2 separate regions of the Homo sapiens genome follow, and region 1 is linked to region 2. A link is an interaction called in ENCODE POLR2A ChIA-PET data of the cell type or tissue named here. Cell type or tissue: Caco-2. All regions are shown on one strand. Each heading gives the region's core, and the rest is flanking DNA. Links, peaks and the distances in the headings are about the cores only.

The links. Peaks named below come from ENCODE experiments on the same cell type or tissue, not always from the same donor. Only the 100,000 strongest peaks of a DNase experiment are listed, where the experiment ranks them.
Region 1: POLR2A ChIA-PET joins it to region 2 with 6 read pairs; 3 of 35 experiments call an interaction of 5 or more read pairs at or near these places.

The regions. Positions count from the first base shown.
Region 1 is chr16:75,398,089-75,407,681 of GRCh38, forward strand. The region is part of intron 4 of CFDP1 (craniofacial development protein 1); the gene reads right to left. Among named protein-coding and RNA genes, the nearest start is that of CFDP1, 31 kb to the right of the region's middle. In Caco-2, for the core only: CTCF peaks have their summits at 4,963 (motif pointing left) and 5,169; no DNase peak of the experiment used is centred there.
Region 2 is chr16:75,123,459-75,132,234 of GRCh38, forward strand. It overlaps a transcript of ZFP1 not described here. Among named protein-coding and RNA genes, the nearest start is that of LDHD, 11 kb to the left of the region's middle. In Caco-2, for the core only: no CTCF peak of the experiment used is centred there; DNase peaks (open chromatin) are centred at 4,123, 4,763, 6,163 and 7,213.

The sequences.
Region 1 (9,593 bases), core at 715-8,714, 270 kb after region 2:
AGCCGAGTCTAAATCACTCAATCTCAGATACTCAGAGGCAAAAGGCAACAAGTAAATGCTTATCATTGTACATCACTGAGTTTTGGAATGGTGTGCTACACAGCACTACTGTAGCAAGAGCTGACTGACACATTTACATTTTGTGAGTAAGAAAACTGAAATATAAGGTTGCGTTACTTATTCAAGGCTATCCTGAGATTAAGCAGCAATGCTATAGAGAACCCTATAGCAGACAGGATATTCCAAAGATGGTTGCCACAAATTTCCCATCCCCACATGCTCTTCCAGAACCCTGATACTACCCCAGTTAGAGGGGGAGTCTGTGTCATCACCCCTTGAAAGTGAATGGGCCTTCATGGCTGTCTCAACTCAAAGAGTTCTGTGGAAGTGGCACAACATGACTTCCACAGGCTAGCAAATAAAAGATAATACAGCTTCCACCTGGCATGCTTCCACCTGGCATGCTCTGTCTGTCTGTCTGTCCCTGTGTCTGTCTCTCTCAAGAATGCACCTTTGAAACTCCAAGTTACCACAAAAGAAGTCTGGCTACTCTGCAGCCACTATGTTGGAGAGATCATATGGGAAGATCACACAGAAACAGACGTCTGAGAAGCCTGTACCAACCCCTGGGTGTTTGAGCCTTCCCAGCTCTGGCATCAGACGTGGGAGTAAGAAAACCTGTGAAGGCTGGGCGTGGTGGTCATGCCTGTAATCCCAGCACTTTGGGAGGCTGAGGCGGGCAGATCACGAGGTCAGGAGATTGAGACCACCCTGGCTAACACGGTGAAACCCCGTCTCTACTAAAAAATACAAAAAAAATTAGCCAGGCATGGTGGCGGGCGCCTGTAGTCCCAGCTACTCGGGAGGCTGAGGCAGGAGAATAGTGGGAACCCGGGAGGTGGAGCTTGCAGTGAGCCGAAATCATGCCACTGCACTTCAGCCTGGGAGACAGAGCGAGACTCCGTCTCAAAAAAAAAAAAAAAAAAAAAAAGAAAACCTGTGAAGTGGTTCCACACTTAGCCACTGTCTGATTACAACTGTACAAGAGACCCTGAGTAAGAACTGCCTAGCTGAGCCCAGCCACCCCTGGAACCAAGAGAAATTATAATAAAACAATTATTTTTTAAAGCCACTAAATTTTGAGGTGCTTTCTTACACTGTTGTAAAAATAACCAAAATAAACCCACATCCAAATCTCAGGCTTAATGCAGGGTTCTGGAGTACTAAACTAGAAAGGGTACCTTTAAATTTCCTTGCTCTGGGTAGAATCTGGGGCAGACCAGCTAATGAAGAACAAGTAGAAACTGCCACTTACATATAGTAATCTGAACACATGCTTTATTCCAGTCCTGCCAAAACCCTACTAAATAGTGGCAAATAAATTTAAAAAGATGAAACTACACAAGGATAATGAGAAGAAGTATAACAGAAAAGGGATGCCAACAGAATTTTCTTCTTCTTTTTTTTTGTTTTAAAGACAGAGTCTCACCATGTTGCCTGGGCTGGATTCAAACTCCTGGGCTCAAGTGGTCCTCCTGCCTTGGCCTCCCAGTGCTGGGATTACAGGCATGAGCCACTGCGCCCAGCCCAAATTTTCTGACAGTAGAAAGCAGCCAGGTGCAGTAGCTCGGGCCTGTAATTCCAGCACTTTGGGAGGCCAAGGGCGGGAGGATTACTTGAGCCCTGGGCAACATGGCAAGACCCTAACTCTACAAAAAATTTTTTAAAATCGGCTGGGCGTGGTGGCTCACGCCTGTAACCCCAGCATTTTGGGAGGCCAAGGCAGGCGGATCACCTGAGGTTGGGAGTTCGAGACCAGCCTGATCAACATGGAGAAACCCCATCTCTATCAAAAATACAAAATTAGCCAGTGGTGGTGGCACATGCCTGTAATCCCAGCTGCTTGGGAGGCTGAGGCAGCAGAATCGCTTGAACCCAGGAGGTGGAGGTTGCGGTGAGCCGAGATCGTGCCATTGCACTCCAGCCTGGGCAACAAGAGCAAAACTCCATCTCAAAAAAAAAAAAAAAAAAAGGAAAAAAAAAATCAGCCAGGCATCATGGCGTGCACCTGTAGTCCTAGATGCTTGGGAGGCTGAAGCAGAAGGATCGCTTGAAGCCAGGAGTTCAAGGTTACAGTGAGCTATTATCGTGGAACTATACAGCCTAGGCAACAGAGTGAGACCCTGTCTCAAAACAAAAAACAAAACAAAACAAAAAAGAAGGTAGAAAGCAAGTAGACAAGTAATAACTGGCTTTGGTTTTTGTTTTCTCTGATCTCCTAAGCCTACAGCCATGTGGAATGGCCAAAAACAGGCAAGCCAATGTGTACTAAAGTACCCTAGAAAGGCTCATTAAATTGAGACACCAGGAACCTTTCGAGGTAGAGGAAAGGAATAGGGCTAAAACCAGTTGGAATTATCCATCAGGAGCAGCTAGGCCCCAGATCCCCTTCAGCAGCACCTCATACCACAGGCTACTGCTCTACCCCATCCCCAATCCAGCAGAACCCATTACTCTGGAGAAATGAAAACCACGGAAGTTCCAGACTCAAAAGGCATGGCTGAAGTCCATTCTGAGAAAAGAGGAATTATATGAAAATCTATGTATTCATTCTTCCTTTGCCAGAGCAACCCTGAAGCCTAGGTGTTCTGTACAACTGAGTTACAAGATGGAGTGCTACGAAACTCATATTGGACTTTATACCAGTAAGAAATAATGTACTGTATTATGCTACTGAGTTGCTGAGTTTGTTACCTCAGCCTAGACTGCCCTGGCCTGTCATATCAATTCTACTAATATGAATCTCATAAAAACAGAAAATAGGGGGAAGTTGTCAACAATAACAGAAAATGTCCTAGAAGTGAAGGATAGGCTTCCATAAAAAAGAGCCACAGAACACTGGATGCAGCTAATTTAAAAGCATCCAGCTTGACACAGTGGCTCACACCTGTAATCCCAGCACTTTGGGAGGCCGAGGTGGGCAGATAGTGAGGTCAGGAGTTCCAGACCAGCCTGGCAACATGGTGAAACCCTGTCTCTATTAAGAAATACAAAAATTGGCTGGGCGCAGTGGCTCACGCATGTAATCCCAGCACTTTGGGAGGCCGAGGTGGGTGGATCATGAGGTCAGGAAATCAAGACCATGCTGGCTAATACAGTGAAACCCCGTCTCTACTAAAAATACAAAATATTAGCCAGGCTTGGTGGCGAGCGCCTGTAGTCCCTGCTACTCGGGAGGCTGAGGCAGGAGAATGGCGTGAACCAGGGAGATGGAGCTTGCAGTGAGCCAAGATTGCACCACTGCACTCCACCCTGGGCAACAAAGTTAAGACTCCGTCTCAAAAAAAAAAAAAAAAAAAAAATTAGCTGGGCGTGGTAGCAGGTGCCTGTAATCCCAGCTGCTTGGGAGACTGAGCCAGGAGATTCGTTTGAACCCAGGAGGCAGAGGTTTCAGTGAGCTGAGATAGCGCCACTACACTCCAGTCTGGGCGACAAGGTGCGACTCCGTCTCAGAAAAATAAAAAAAAGATTCACATCAAGGCAAATCACTGTGAAGTTTCAGAATGCTGGTGATAGAGAAGATGAAATCAAATGGCCTAAGTGATAGCTTAAGGAAAAGTAGCCTCTAGGTAATGCATGTTTGGTTTTGTTTTTTACTACCTTCATGGAAATGACAAGCCTGGAAAGAGTCACCTGAGACAATTAGGTCAACATTTGCTGAAAAGCAACCTAGATCCAAGCACTGTTAGATGTTGAACATATAAAAAAAAATATGGCATGGCCTTTGCTCTTAAGGAGCTCACAGTTCAGCAGAACAGCCAACCATGAAAGCAAGTCATTGTAATACATGATATATAGTAAGTGGCATAAAAGCAGCATGGAAAAAGTATAAACTGTGGGAGTATCTCTCAAAATTTCTTAGTGCCAAAGTCCTATCTATATTCACTAGGAAACACTGGTATATTTATCTCAGGAACTTTAGTAATTGACACCAAGTAATATTACAGATTACTCTTCATTGACAGTATGCCTAGAACAACTCCACTTTTAACAAGCAATAAGGGATTCAAGTATCAAAATATCTTCAAGCAGGAGAACAGTTAAATTATAGACCACCTCTAACGCACAAGAGGGAACTCTGACAGGAAAAGGCCTATTATTAGTAATAGTTAATTCAAGTGTTCTCAACAGAAATTCCATTTTAACTTTATTTTCACTTGCTCAGAACTTCCTGAAAGTCTTTAATTGGGCAGAAACTTTCCATGACTGGCTTTTTCCAAAAGGTGAATCATTTAGGAAAGTCTGAGCTAACTGGCTCAGCTGGTTATGTGATAGGGCAGAATACAAAATACTATATTCCCCCATTCCCCTAGGTTAATAAGCTAAACATTTTTCAAGTAGGGACAAAAACAAAATGAAATGATCAAAGCCCAAAATTTAACATTAAAATACAGTTAGAAAACTGAAGACTAACTTTGTGCTAACACTACCTTACACTTAGACCTACAAATTCCTTCCTGTCATCACCAGCTCTTCTCACATTTCTTGAAGATGTAGTAATGCTCTTAACTTGATACAGAGAGAAAAAGGAGAATAATGACATGAAGAAATTAAAAGATATGCTCAAATCCATACAACAAATTTGTATCTGTTATCAATGAAAATTCAGATCTCGTAAGTCCCCTTATGAGAATTCCTTATAATGCCTAAATTTAAGTATAAATAAATTAAGTTTAAAAAAATCCTGTCAACATGCCCACTATTAACAGGGTTTTTGTTTTCTTTAGGGGAAGGGAGTTACAGAACTTTCACTTTTCATGTTATATATATTATATATCTCTGTAACATGATTTTTAAAGTAATAAGCATGTATCATTTTGAAATATAAAATGTATGTGACAGTATGTAATTCATATGAAAAAAGGGCTTCCATACTCATTTCTTTGTTTTGTTTTTTATAGACATGGTGCTGCCCTCTTCTGACAAATTGAGAAAACAGCAGACGCCCTGAATACCCATCAAGGACATTTAAAATTACCATCCACTTGTTTTCAAAAATGAAATAGGAAATTTGCAGCACACAACTATAATAGTATTTACTAACAAGTCCACAACACTTAATTTGACCGAAAATTTATGACTTTTTTTGAGACAGGGTCTCACTCTGTCACCCAGGCTGGAGTTCAGTGGCACGATCTCAGCACACAGCAACCTCTGCCTCCTGGTCTCAAGGGACACTCCTACTTCAGCCTCCTGAGTAGCTGGGACTACAGACACACACCACAATGACTGGCTAATTTTTATATTTTTTGTAGAAATGGAGTTTCTCCATGTTGCCCAGGCTGGTCTTCAACTCCAGTACTCAAGCAGTCCTCCTGCCTCAGCCTCCCAAAGTGCCGGGATTACAGGCATGTGCCACTGCGCCTGGCCTAATGACTTCTTACAGCAACAGTTATTTACCAGCTTTTTGTACACTCTATGTGAGGGCCACTAGTGAAGTTATAAATAAATCTTTCTTAGTCTGCATAACACATAGAAAATAATTCAAGCCAAAAAAGACTTCAAAAAACTTTTAAACCTATATTCCTAACGGTACATTAACATACTTTCTATATTATTTTTATAGGACTTTCAAACTATTAAAAGTTTATACTGTCAGCGTTCTGCTGGTCCCCTACTGGATGTACAACTCAACAGCTTCCAGAATAATTTCAGGCAGTAAAATATATTACTAATTCATATCATCAATAATTATTTATGGGGCCAGGCATGGTGGCTCACACCTGTAATCCCAGCACTTTGGGAGGCCGAAGTGGGCGTATCATTTGAGGTCAGGAGTTGGAGACCAGCCTGGCCAACATGATGAAACCCTGTCTTTACTAAAAATAAAAAACTTGGCCGGGTGCAGTGGCAGGTGCCTGTAATCCCAGCTACTCGGGAGGCTAAGGCAGGAGAATCGCTTGAACCCAGGAGGCGGAGGTTGCAGTGAGCTGAGATCGCACCACTGCACTCCAGCCTGGGCAACAGAGTAAGACCGTGTCTCAAAATAATAATAGTAATTATTATTATTATTTATGGAACCCGAAAACAACTAATTACCAAGGAAAAGGTTGCCTTACAATGAAGAATTCTGGAAGGTACTGTCATTTTTCTTTTTTTTTTTTTGAGACGGAGTCTTGCTCTGTTGCCCAGGCTGGAGTGCAGTGGCACGATCTCGGCTCACTGCAAGCTCCGCCTCCCGGGTTCACGCCATTGTCCTGCCTCAGCCTCCTACAGGCACCCGCCACTGCACCCAGCTAATTTTTTGTATTTTTAGTAGAGAACGGGTTTCACCGTGTTAGCCAGGATGGTCTCGATCTCCTGACCCCATGATCCGCCTGCCTCGGCCTCCCAAAGTGCTGGGAATACAGGCATGAGCCACCGCGCCCGGCCGCAAAGGTACTGTCTTAAGATACTGGTGGCCTAACTTATCCCCATCAATGCTGAGTCTCTTGATGGATGAGAAGCACCATCAATGTAGTATTTTTGTCTAACATAATTAATGTGAAGCTCATCATAAACAATGCAGCAATCCAAATTGAGGGACATTATGCAATACAAATGGCCTGGACTCTTAAAAAAAAAAAAGCTTAAAACCAATGCTGTGAAATACAGAAAAGGCATGAAAAACAGTTCTAAGTACAAGGAGTTTAAAAAGACCAAATGCAAAATCAACAGCAACAACAAAAGACCAATTATGGTTTTCATCTTAGATTGGATCTTAGAGGTGGCTCCATAGCACAACGGATAGCGCGCTGGACTTCTAGACTGGATTTTAGATTGAACAAGAAATACAGCTATAAAGTACATTATTGGGATAACTGGGGAAAAACTGAATGGAATCATTTGTATATAGTGCTATTCAAGTTTTGACTGCAAAACTACCTGTTATTGGTCCAAGATGAGATGGGCACAGAAATTGTGAGTATTTAGAAACTTGTTCAGCAATTTGACAATGTCACAATACTCAAGACATGAGCAGTGGGCCCTTCCATTAAACAGAGTATAAATTCAGTTAGGCCAGATTTGCAAGGTGAGTCACATGTGATATGAATTATCAGTCACACGCAGTAGGACATTACAATGTGTGTGATACTTCAGAATTATCTTGTCAACTAAAGCCCAAAAATGTAATAAAATGTAAGCATTTATTTTTATAACTTATTTTTACAATCATTTTAATTGTTACTCAATTGTAATTTTTAAAATTTATACAGGTGCCAGGCATGATGACTCATGTCTGTAATCCCAACACTTTGGGAGGCCAAGCAGGCAGATGCTTGAGCCCAGGAGTTTGACACCAGGCTGGATAAACCCATCTATACAAAAAACACAAGAGGCCTGGTGTGGTGGCTCATGCCTGTAATCCTAGCACTTTGGGAGGCTGAGGCGGGCAGATCATATGAGGTCAGGAGTTCCAGACCAGCCTGACCAACAAGGTGAAACCTCGTCTCTACTAAAAATACAAAAAAAATTTAGCCAGGCATGGTGGTGCGTGCCTGTAGTCCAGCTACTCAGGAAGCTGAGGCAGGAGAACTGCTTGAACCAAGGAGGTAAAGTTGCAGTGAGCTGAGATTGTGTCATTGCACTCCAGCCTGGGTGACAGAGTGAGACTCCATCTCAAAAAAAAAAAAAAAACAAATGAGCCAGGCGTGGTGGTATGCACCTGCAGTCCTAGCTGCTAAGGAGGCTGAGGTGAGAGGACTGCCTGAGCCCAGGAGGCAGGGACTGCAGTGAGCCAAGACTGCGCCACTGCACTCCAGCCTGGGTGACAGAGCAAAACCCCGTCTCCAAAAAAAAAAAGAAAAAAGAAAAAAAAAATTTATGTAGATGGTCAGACATGGTGGCTCACACCTGTAATCCCAGCACTTTGGGAGGCCAAAGCAGGAGGATCACTTGAGGACAAGAGGTCAGGACCACCTTGGGCAACACAGCAAGACCCCATCTCTACAAAAAAATAAAATAGGCCAGGTGCAGTGGCTCATACCTGTAATCCCAACACTTTGGGAGGCTAAGGCAGGAGGATCACTTGAGCCCAGGAGTTCAAGACCAGCCTAAGCAACATAGGGAGACCTCGTCTCTAAAAAAATAAAAACGAATTAGCTAGGCATGGGTGACCAATGCCTATATTCCCAGGTATCAGGGAGGCTGAGGTGAAAGGATTTCTTCAGCCTGGGAGATCATGGCTGTAGTGGGCCATGAGGGAGCCACTACACTCCAGCCTGGGCAACAGAGTGAGACCCTGTCTCAAAAAAATTAAATAAATAAAATATTAAAAATAAACAAACAAATAGGCAGGGTGCGGTGGCTCATACCTGTAATCCCAGCACTTTGGGAGGCCAAGGTGGGTGGGTCATGAGGTCACAAGTTCAATATCAGCCCAGCCAACATGGTGAAACCCCATCTCTACTCAAAATATAAAAAATAGCTGGGCGTGGTGGCACGCACCTGTAATCCCAGCTACTCGGGAGGCTGAGGCAGGAGAATGGTCTGAACCCCGGAGGCATAGGTTGTGATGAGCCGAGATTGCGCCACTGCACTCCAGGCTGGGTTGATAGAGCGAGACTCCAACTCAAAAAATAAAAATAAATAAAATAAATAAAAATAAACAAATAGGCCAGGCATGGTAACTCATGCCTGTAATCCCAGCACTTTGGGAGGCCGAGGCGGGAGCATCACTTGAGGTCAGGAGTTTGAAATCAGCCTGGTCAACATGGTGACCATCTCTACTAAAAATACAAAAATTAGCCAGGCGTGGTGGCAGATGCCTGTAATCCCAACTACTCGAGAGACTGAGGCAGGAGAATCGCCTGAACCTGGGAGGCGGAGGTTGCAGTGAGCTGAGATCACGCCACTGTACTCCAGCTTGGGTGACAGAGACTCCATCTCAAATAAACAAATAAACAAGCAAACAAATAAATGAAATAAAATAATTAGCTAGGTGTGGTGATGTTCACTTGGGAGGCTGTGGTGGGAGGCTGACGTGGGAGGATCACTTGAGCCCATGAGTTCAAGGTTACAGTAATCAATGATTGCACAACCACACTCCAACCCGAGTGACAGAGTGAGTTAGCTCCTGTCTCTCAAAAACAAAAAATAATCCTAGTACTTCCAGGCAAGAAAGCAATTTAACATGTTTTTCAGTAGCAAATAAATTATAAGGGTAAAAATGCAAGTTAGAAACCTAGAAAAATAGTGTTTCTACAAATTAACACATTTCATAGAATGTTTTGAATTGTATTTTCTATTAAAAAAATATTCACACATGGCTGGGTGTGGTGGCTCATACTTGTAATCCCAGCACTTTGGTGGGCCAAGGCAGCAGGATCACTTGAGTCCAGGAGGTTCAAGAGCAGCCTGGGCAACACAGTGAGATGACATTGCTACAAAAAAATTTTAAAAGTTAGATGGGCAAGGTGGCATATGCCTGTAGCTCCAGTTACTCAGGAGGCTGAGGTCGGGGGAAATCAACTGAGCCTCGTAGGTTGGTTGAGGCTAGCGTGAATGACAGAGCAAGACCCTGTCTCAAAAAAAAAAAAAAAAAAGAAAAAAAA
Region 2 (8,776 bases), core at 777-8,776:
ATATATATATATATATATATATATATATATATATATATATATGTAGGAAAACATTCTTTTTTTTTGGAGAAAGAGTCTTCCTCTGTCACCCAGGCTGGAGTGCAGTGGTGCAGGGTTCAAGCAATTCTCCTGCCTCAGCCTCCCAAGTAGCTGGGACTACAGATGCATGCCACCATGTCTGGCTAATTTTTTGTATTTTAGTAGAGACAGAGTTTCACTATGTTGCCCAGGCTGGTCTCGAACTCCTGAGCTCAGGCAATCTGTCCACCTCAGCCTCCCAAAGTGCTGGGATTACAGGTGTGAGCCACCACACAGGCCAAAAACATTCTTTCTTAAAAAAAGTTGTGTCCCAGCCAGGTGTGGTGGCTCACACCTGTAATCCCAGCACTTTAGGAGGCCAAGGAGGATGCATCACAAGGTCAGGAAATCAAGACCATTCTGGCCGACACGGTGAAACCCTGTCTCTACTAAAAATACAAAAAAAAATTAGCTGGGCCTGATAGCACGCACCTGTAGTCCCAACTACTCGGGAGGCAGAGGGAGGAGAATCACTTGAACCCAGGAAGCAGAGGTTGCAGTAAGCCAAGATTGCGCCTCTGCACTCCAGCCTGGGTGACAAAGTGAGACTCCATCTCAAAAAAAGTAAAATACAAATAAAAAATAAGTGTGTCCTTTTGAAAAAGGTGAACAATTTTTGTCTAATTGAAAGTTTTTTTTTTTTGAGACAAGAGTCTTGCTCTGTTGCCCAGGCTGGAGTGCAGTGGTACAAAGCTCACTGCAACCTCTGCCTTCCAGGTTCAAGCGATTCTCCTGCCTCAGCCTCCCAAGTAGCTGGGATTACAGGCACCCACCACCACTCCTGGCTAATTCTGATATTTTTTAGTAGAGACAGGGTTTTGCCATGTTAGCCAGGCTGGTCTTGGACTCCTGACCTCAGGTGATCTGCCCTCCTCAGCCTCTTAAAGTGCTGGGATTACAGGCGTGAGCCACCACGCCCGGCTTCAAAGCTAATTTAAAGGTCATGTATAAAACAAGGTAAAAGGGGCCGGGCATGGTGGCTCACGCCTGTAATCCCAGCACTTTGGGAGGCTGAGGCGGGTGGATCATGAGGTCAGGAGATCGAGACCATCCTGGCTAACACGGTGAAACCCCATCTCTACTAAAAATACAAAAACAAAATTAGCTGGACGTGGCGGCAGGCGCCTGTAGTCCCATCTACTTGGGAGGCTGAGGCAGGAGAATGGCATGAACCTGGGAGGCGGAGCTTGCGGCGAGCTGAGATGGTGCCACTGCACTCCAGCCTGGGCAACAGAGCAAGACTCCATCTCAAAAAAAAAAAAAAAAGCAAGGTAAAAGGAACCAGGGAATAAAAGAGATGTAAAAAAAAGTTATAAAAATAAAGAGGTTTTTTTTTTTTTTTGGTAAGAAAGCTTAAAGAGAAATAATTTCATATGAGAAAGAATTTTGTATGATAAATTTAGTACTAAAGTAAAATGGCTGGTAGTTTAAGAAAGAGGAATGGGCTGGGCTCACTGGCTAAGGTCTGGAATCCCAACACTTTGGGAGGCCGAGGTGGGTGGATCAAAGGTCAGGAGTTTGAGACCAGCCTGGCCAACATGGTGAAACCCCATCTGTACTAAAAATACAAAAATTAGCCAGGCATGGTGGCACGCACCTGTAATCCCAGCTATTTGGGAGGCTGAGGCAGGAGAATTGCTTGCACCTAGGAAGCAGTGGTTACAGTGAGCTGAGGTCATGCCACTGCACTCCAGCTGGGACAACAGAGCAAGACTCTATCTCGAAAAAAATTTTTTTTTAATTAAAATTATCACATCCTTCTATCTGCCTGTATGTACTTTTGTTTGTTTGTTTGTTGTTTTGTGACGGAGTTTGGCTCTTGTCGCCCAGGCTGGTGTGCAATGGCACAATCTCAGCTCACTGCAGACTCCACCTCCTAGGTTCAAGAGATTTCTCCTGCCTCACCCACCCAGGTAACTAGGATTACAGGCATGCACCACCACACCTGGCTAATTTTGTATTTTTTTAGTAGAGACAGGGTTTCACCATGTTTGTCAGACTGGTCTTGAACACCTGACCTCAAGTGATCACCCACCTGGGCCTTCCAAAGTGCTGGGATTACAGGCCTGAGCCACCGTGCCCAGCTGGAAGTTGTATTTTATGATCAAGATGAAAATTTTATAAATTGTTTATAAAATTTTGGAAAACAAATTTAATTGGCTTCATGTTGTTTTTACTAGGGCTTATCATTTAAATCTCTTCTCTTAAAGAATGAAGGTTTTCAGGCCGGGTGCGGTGGCTCATGACTGTAAGCCCAGCACTTTGGCAGGCCGAGGAGGGCAGATCACCTGAAGTTAGGAGTTCAGGACCAGCCTGGCTAACATGGTGAAACCCCATCTCTACCAAAATACAAAAATTAGCCAGGCATGATGGCAGGTGCCTGTAATCCCAGTTACTCAGGAGGCTGAGGCAAGGAGAATCGCTTGAATCTGGGAGGCAGAGGTTGCAGTGAGCAGTGAGCTGAGATCAACCCCCTGAACTCCAGCCTGGGCAACAGAGCAAAACTCCATCTCAAAAAAAAAAAAAAAAAAGAATGAAGGTTTTCACTGTATTTTTTAAATCCTTGAGTTATCACTTTGGTTAAATGAATTCTTCTTTTAATTAATTAACTAATTTATTTATTTACTTTTGTGAGACAGAGTCTTGCTGTGTCGCCAGGCTGGAGTGCAGTGGCACGATCTCGGTTCACTGCAACCCCCGCCTCCCAGGTTCAAGCGATTCTCCTGCCTCAGCCTCCCAAGTAGCTGGGACTACAGGCGTGCATCACCATGCCCAGGTAATTTTTTTATTTTTAGTAGAGACAGGTTTTCACCATGTTGGCCAGGATGACCTCAATCTCTTGACCTCATGATCTGCCCACCTCAGCCTTGCAAAGTCCACCCGCCTCGACAGAGTCTTGTTCTGTCACCCAGGCTGGAGTGCAATTGTGCAATCTTGGCTTACTACAACCTCTGCCTCCCAGGTTCAAGTGATTCTCCTGCCTCAGCCTCCTGGGTGGCTAGGATTACAGGCATGCGCCACTACACCAGGCTAATTTTTGTATTTTTAGTAGAGATGGGGTTTCACCATGTTGGCCTGCTGGTCTCAAAATCCTGACCTCAGGTGATCCACCCACCTTGGCCTCCTTAAATGCTGGGGTTACAGGCATGAGCCAGCACGCCCAGCCAGTTAAATGAATTATTTTGCAATGACTTGTAATCCTATTTTGTAATATCAAGTGTTTTATACCTTTGATATTTGACAAACTTTCCAAGATAAAATTATAAATTATGTTTTTTTCTGACCTAACTAGTCTTTTAAAATGTTATTAATAGGTTCTCTAAAATCCAAAAATGACATATTTGGCTTATTTGGTCTAAAAATTATACAGGAAGCATTGTCAAATATAAAATGGTGTTTGGTTTTCTTTGGGCTGTATTCCTATAAATATGTTATTGGTATGTGTCCCAAAATTATGAGAAACTCCTATAATTCTGATCTGACTTAATGTACATTATCAGTAATAACCATAATTGTTATGTTAAATTATTGTGTGCTGCAGAAGTAACAAATTTCCTTGCCAATTGTATCTTTGACTATGGCTGCTCTAAAACTTTTTGTCATTCACGGATAATCGTCTTGTTTTGGTCCTCTTTGGTTTTACAATCAGCTATAAAACTGATTTTATAAAAGGTAGTTTTATAATCAGCTGTAAAACTCTAAAACTCTAACAGGTGCTCTTTTTTTGGGCAGGGAAAGAGTCTCCCTCTGTTGCTCAGGCTGGAGTGCAGTGGCATGATCTCAGCTCACTGCAACCTCTGCCTCCTGGGCTCAAGTGATTCTTAACTCCGGCCTGGGCGACAGAGCAAGACTCTGTCTCAGAAAAAAAGCATGAGCATGAAGAGGGAAGCATGAGGAGATCAGTCTCCCAAGTAGCTGGGACTGCAGGCATGTACCACCACGCCTGGCTAATTTTTGTATGTTTAGTAGAGATGGGGTTTCGCCATGTTGGCCAGGCTGGTCTTGAACTCCTGGCCTCAAGAGATCCGCTGGCCTCAGCCTCCCAAAGTGCTGAAATTATAGGCATGAGTCACTGTGTCTGGCCTAACAGGTGCTCTTGAATGCAGGTTTCTGATAACTTTGGAGATTGTGACATCAGCATAAAGGAAAAACTTTCAGGATTCAGGGAGGGCTGAAATGTTCATGAATATCAAGCAGAACAGGAATTAACTGCATGGACTAAACTAATAGAAGTCTGAAGTAATCTTTTTAACTTTTTGCTTAAAACATTGCTGATCTTTGTTTTGCTTTTCAGAGTCAAGAAAACTTTTAAGCTATTTACAACTTTTAACAATTGAGTTAAGTATACTCAAGAACAAAATTCAGAGCATATTTGTTTCTCTCTACCTGATTTCTACAGATTTTGGAAACTATTTGTGAGTATTCCTAACTTATGACAATACAGTTATTTGCATAAGTGCAAAAAGAATCTGTTTTCATTTGTAACAGGACACCATTGGAGAAACTAGTTATTTTTACCAAGACTTTGACCAGAACGGTGTGCTTTCCTTTAAGGAATCAAACTTCACTTATGGAGCCAATAAAAGCCCCTTGAAAAACTGGCCTCATACCTTTGTCTACACAGTCCCTGTAAAGGGTTCCTGACCTGTGGTAAGTAAAGAATGTCACTGTGGGGCCCAGGAGCCCCACGTTTATCTTGGAACCTCAAGAGGAGAAGAATTTACCCAACTCATCAGTATTTGATGGTACAAATTCATGGCTGGGCTCGGCTTTAAAAAAAGTCTTATCTGAGATTCCTTCTCTGGGACAACGTTCCATCAAAACCAGTTTAAAAGCCTGTGTAAACATTAATTATTTTTGCTGTAGTGTATACAAATAATTAGGCCAAGTACAATAAAGCAAACCAGTCCTACCATGATTTGTCTTTAGTAAAAATAGGAAACTAGAGAGAGGAAAATTATGTTTCCAAAACTATAGTAACACTCATTGTTAGATTCTAGTCTTGTCTAATATTTTTCAATTCTTATTATTATCTACAGTTTGAACCAAATTCTAATTTTTCTTGGCAACGTGTCTTCAAAATAATGTTTTCAAATTTTTCCTTCTTTTTTTCCCCATTTTGCCTAATCTGGAGTCACTGAAAACTAAGCTGTGTTTTCATAAAGCCCTGTGAACTGAAGCTGGACAACTTAAACTTCAGAAGAAAATAACAGCAACCTATTTATATTTATATACATAAGCCACTTTTTTTGTTGTTTGTTTATTTTTGAGACAGAGTTTTGCTCTTTGTGTTGCCCAGGCTGGAGTGCAATGGCACAATCTTGGCTCATTGCAACCTCCGCCTCCGGGGTTCAAGCTATTCTCCTGCCTCAGCCTCCCAAGTAGCTGGGATTACAGGAGTGCACCACCACGCCTGGCTAATTTTGTATTTTTAGTAGAGACGGGGTTTCTCCATGTTGGTCAGGCTGGTCTCAAACTCCCGACCTCAGGTGATCCGCCTGCCTCAGCCTCCCAAAGTGCTGGGATTACAGATGTGAGCCACCGCGCCGGGCCAGCCACTTTCGTATCTGTCTACTGATGTATGGACTTCGGAGTAATGTGGCCTATATCAATTTTTCAGGATTGTTCTTTTGTTTGTTGTTGTTCTCCTTTCCTCCCCCTATTTTCTCTTCAGAGGACGTGAGACTTCACAACCTTCTAAAAATGAGCTTTCCTAGCAACTAGGGACTTACCTGTCTAGGAATAAACCATCCTAGCCATGAGAGATCAGATGAAACCTGAGATCAGAGACTGATTTTCTTCTAAAATGCTTTCTCTAAAAGATTTTTAAAAAGAAAAAGGGGGAATGTGAAGGAAAATATCTTGAGTCTTCAAAATCACTAAGCTAAAGGGAAAAGTCAAGCTGGGAACTGCTTAGGGCAAACCTGCCTCCCATTCTATTCAAAGTCACCCCTCTGCTCACTGAGATAAATGCGTATCCTTTTGCCTGTCTTGGAGAGGCTAATAAGAACCTCAAAAGAATGCAACCATTGGTCTCTTATCTACCTATGACCTGGAAAACCTTCCCCACTTCTAGTTGTCCCGCCTCTCCAGACAGAACCAATGTTCATCTGACATATGTTGATTGATGTCTCATGTTTCCCTAAAATGTAAAAAAACAAACTGTGCTGTGATCACCTTGGGCACATGTCACCAAGACCTCCTGAGGCTGTGTCATGGGCATGTGTCCTCAACCTTGGCAAAATAAACTTTCTAAATTAACTGAGATCTGCCTCAGATTTTTGGGGTTCACAGAGGCATAAGGCAGAAGGAGAGACCAAGGCAAGTTTTAGAGCAGGAGTGAAATTTTATTTAAAAAGCTTTAGAGTGGGAACAAAAGGAAGGAAAGTACACTTGGAAGAGGGCCAAGAGGGCAACTTGAAAGACAAGTGTGTGGTTTGACCTTTTGACTTGTGGTTTTTTTGTTTTTTGTTTTTTTTCAGACAGAGTCCACTCTGTCGCCCAAGCTGGAGTGCAGTGGCGCAAGCTCGGCTCACTGCAACCTCCACCTCCTGGGTTCAAGTAATTCTCCTGCCTCAGCCTCTCCAGTAGCTAGCTGGGATTACAGGTATGCACTACCACACCTGGCTAAGTTTTGTATTTTTAGTAGAGATGGGGTTTCACCATGTTGGCCCGACTGGTCTCAAACTCCTGACTTCCAGTGATCCGCCTGCCTCAGCCTCCCAAAATGCTGGGATTACAGACATGAGCCACCATGTCCAGCCTGACTTGGAGTTTTATATGGTGGCACGCTTCTGGGGGTCTTGCAGCCCTTCTCCCCTGATTCTTTTTTTGAGGTGGGTTGTCCACATGGTCAGTGGCCTGCTAGCGCTTGGGAGGGAAACGTGCAATTTGTTGACTGGCCTTGTACGCATGCTGACTTGAGGCTTTCTTCCCTTACCAGCTGAATGTTCCTAGAAGGTCATATATCTCTTAAACTCCATCATTTTGCTTCTTAGTACGCATGCTCAAGCTCAGTCACCCAACTCCTGAGATCTTATTGGGAAGCTGATCATCCGTTTCAGGTTTTTGTATCTATTGGGAAACTGCCTTTCCCTGGAGCAGGCTGCCACCAACTGTTATTTTAGAGAAACAGTGTAACTGCCTGACCATCACCTGAGGGTGGCCTGACTTTCCTGTTGGGTGGAGGGGGAGCCTTCTCTTGCCCTGTTCATGCCTGCCTAGCTACCTACCGTAATACTCACATGAGTAAATCCCTTCAAGTATTTTACAGTTTGATTCTTTTTTTTTTTTTGGTTGACAAAACTGAGGGATAAAGACCATTCCACGGCCTAAAACGCTTCAGTGGCTTCCTGTGGCCCCTCAAACAAATGCAAAGCCCTTGCAGTGGCCTTAAAAATCCTGCTGTGCCCTGCTGACCTCCCCACAGATCTGGCACCTTTTAGGGCCTGATATCCATTTATCATCTTTCCTATATCCCGCTTCCTCCCAACCTCCTCATTGACCTCCTAAGATCCAGCTTTCCTTTCTGTCCCTGTGGGCCTCAAGCTCTAGCCAGGCTTGCTCTTGACACACGCTGTGCCCTCGGTCTGGCATATTCTCCAGGCTTTCCACCTGGCCAGTTCTTCCTCACCCTGCAAGTCTAGGTATCAGTGTCCCACTTAGAGTGGGCCACCCTCAGGAGCATGAGGAGGGAAGCTCAGGGAGGGCTTTCAGGATGGGATGGGGTTGGGCAGTGGGGCAAGCCAGGGAGGCTTCCCGGAAGAGGAAATTTGAGGATGAGCAGCAGTTTTCCAGGTAGGTGAAAGAAAAGACTTCACAACTCTTTCATATTCACCCTCCCCGGGGCAGAGCTCAGGACCATCCTGGAGTGATGCGGCTGCTGTTCTTGAAGCTAATTCCTAGCTCGTTTTCCTCCCACAGCAAATGAGAAGCATCACGTTGCTAACATCACCAAAACAACGATCTACCTACCCTCGTTTTTCTTCCCATCAAATCGGGAGTGCACACTCCCCTCTCATCCTAGCTGGGTACACACTCCCCTCTCATCCTAGCTGGGTCCTTCACCCCTGCCATATTTGAATGAGTTTATATGTCCACCTCGGTTCGTTGCTTACCTGGATTGTCTCAAAAAATGTCTATCTTGTCCAGGCACAGCGGCTCACGCCTGTAATCCCAGCACTTTGGGAGGCCGAAGTGGGTGGGTCACCTGAGGTCAGGAGTTCGAGACCAGCCTGGCCAACATGATACAACCCTGTCTCTACTAAAAATACAAAAAACTAGCCGTGTGCAGGGGCAGACACCTGTAATCTCAGCTACTTGGGAGGCTGAGGTGGGAGGATCGCTTGAACCCAGGAGGTGGAGGTTACAGTGAGCCAAGATCACACCACTGTACTCCAGCCGGGACGACAGAGTGACAGAGATTCCATCTCAAAAAAAAAAAAGAAAATGTCTGTTTTACAGTTGGTTAGTTCAAATCAAGTTTGGTTGATGCGTCTCATAAATCTTTTTATCTGCAAGTTTCCCCCTTCCTTTTTTCATGGCATGTATTTGTTAAAGAAACTGGGTAAGCCAGGCATGGTGGCTCACACTTGTCATCCCAGCGCTTTGGGAAGCCAAGGCGGGGAGATCACTTGAGGTCAGAAGTTTGAGACCAGCCTGGGCAACATAGCGAAACCCCATCTCTACCAAAGATATA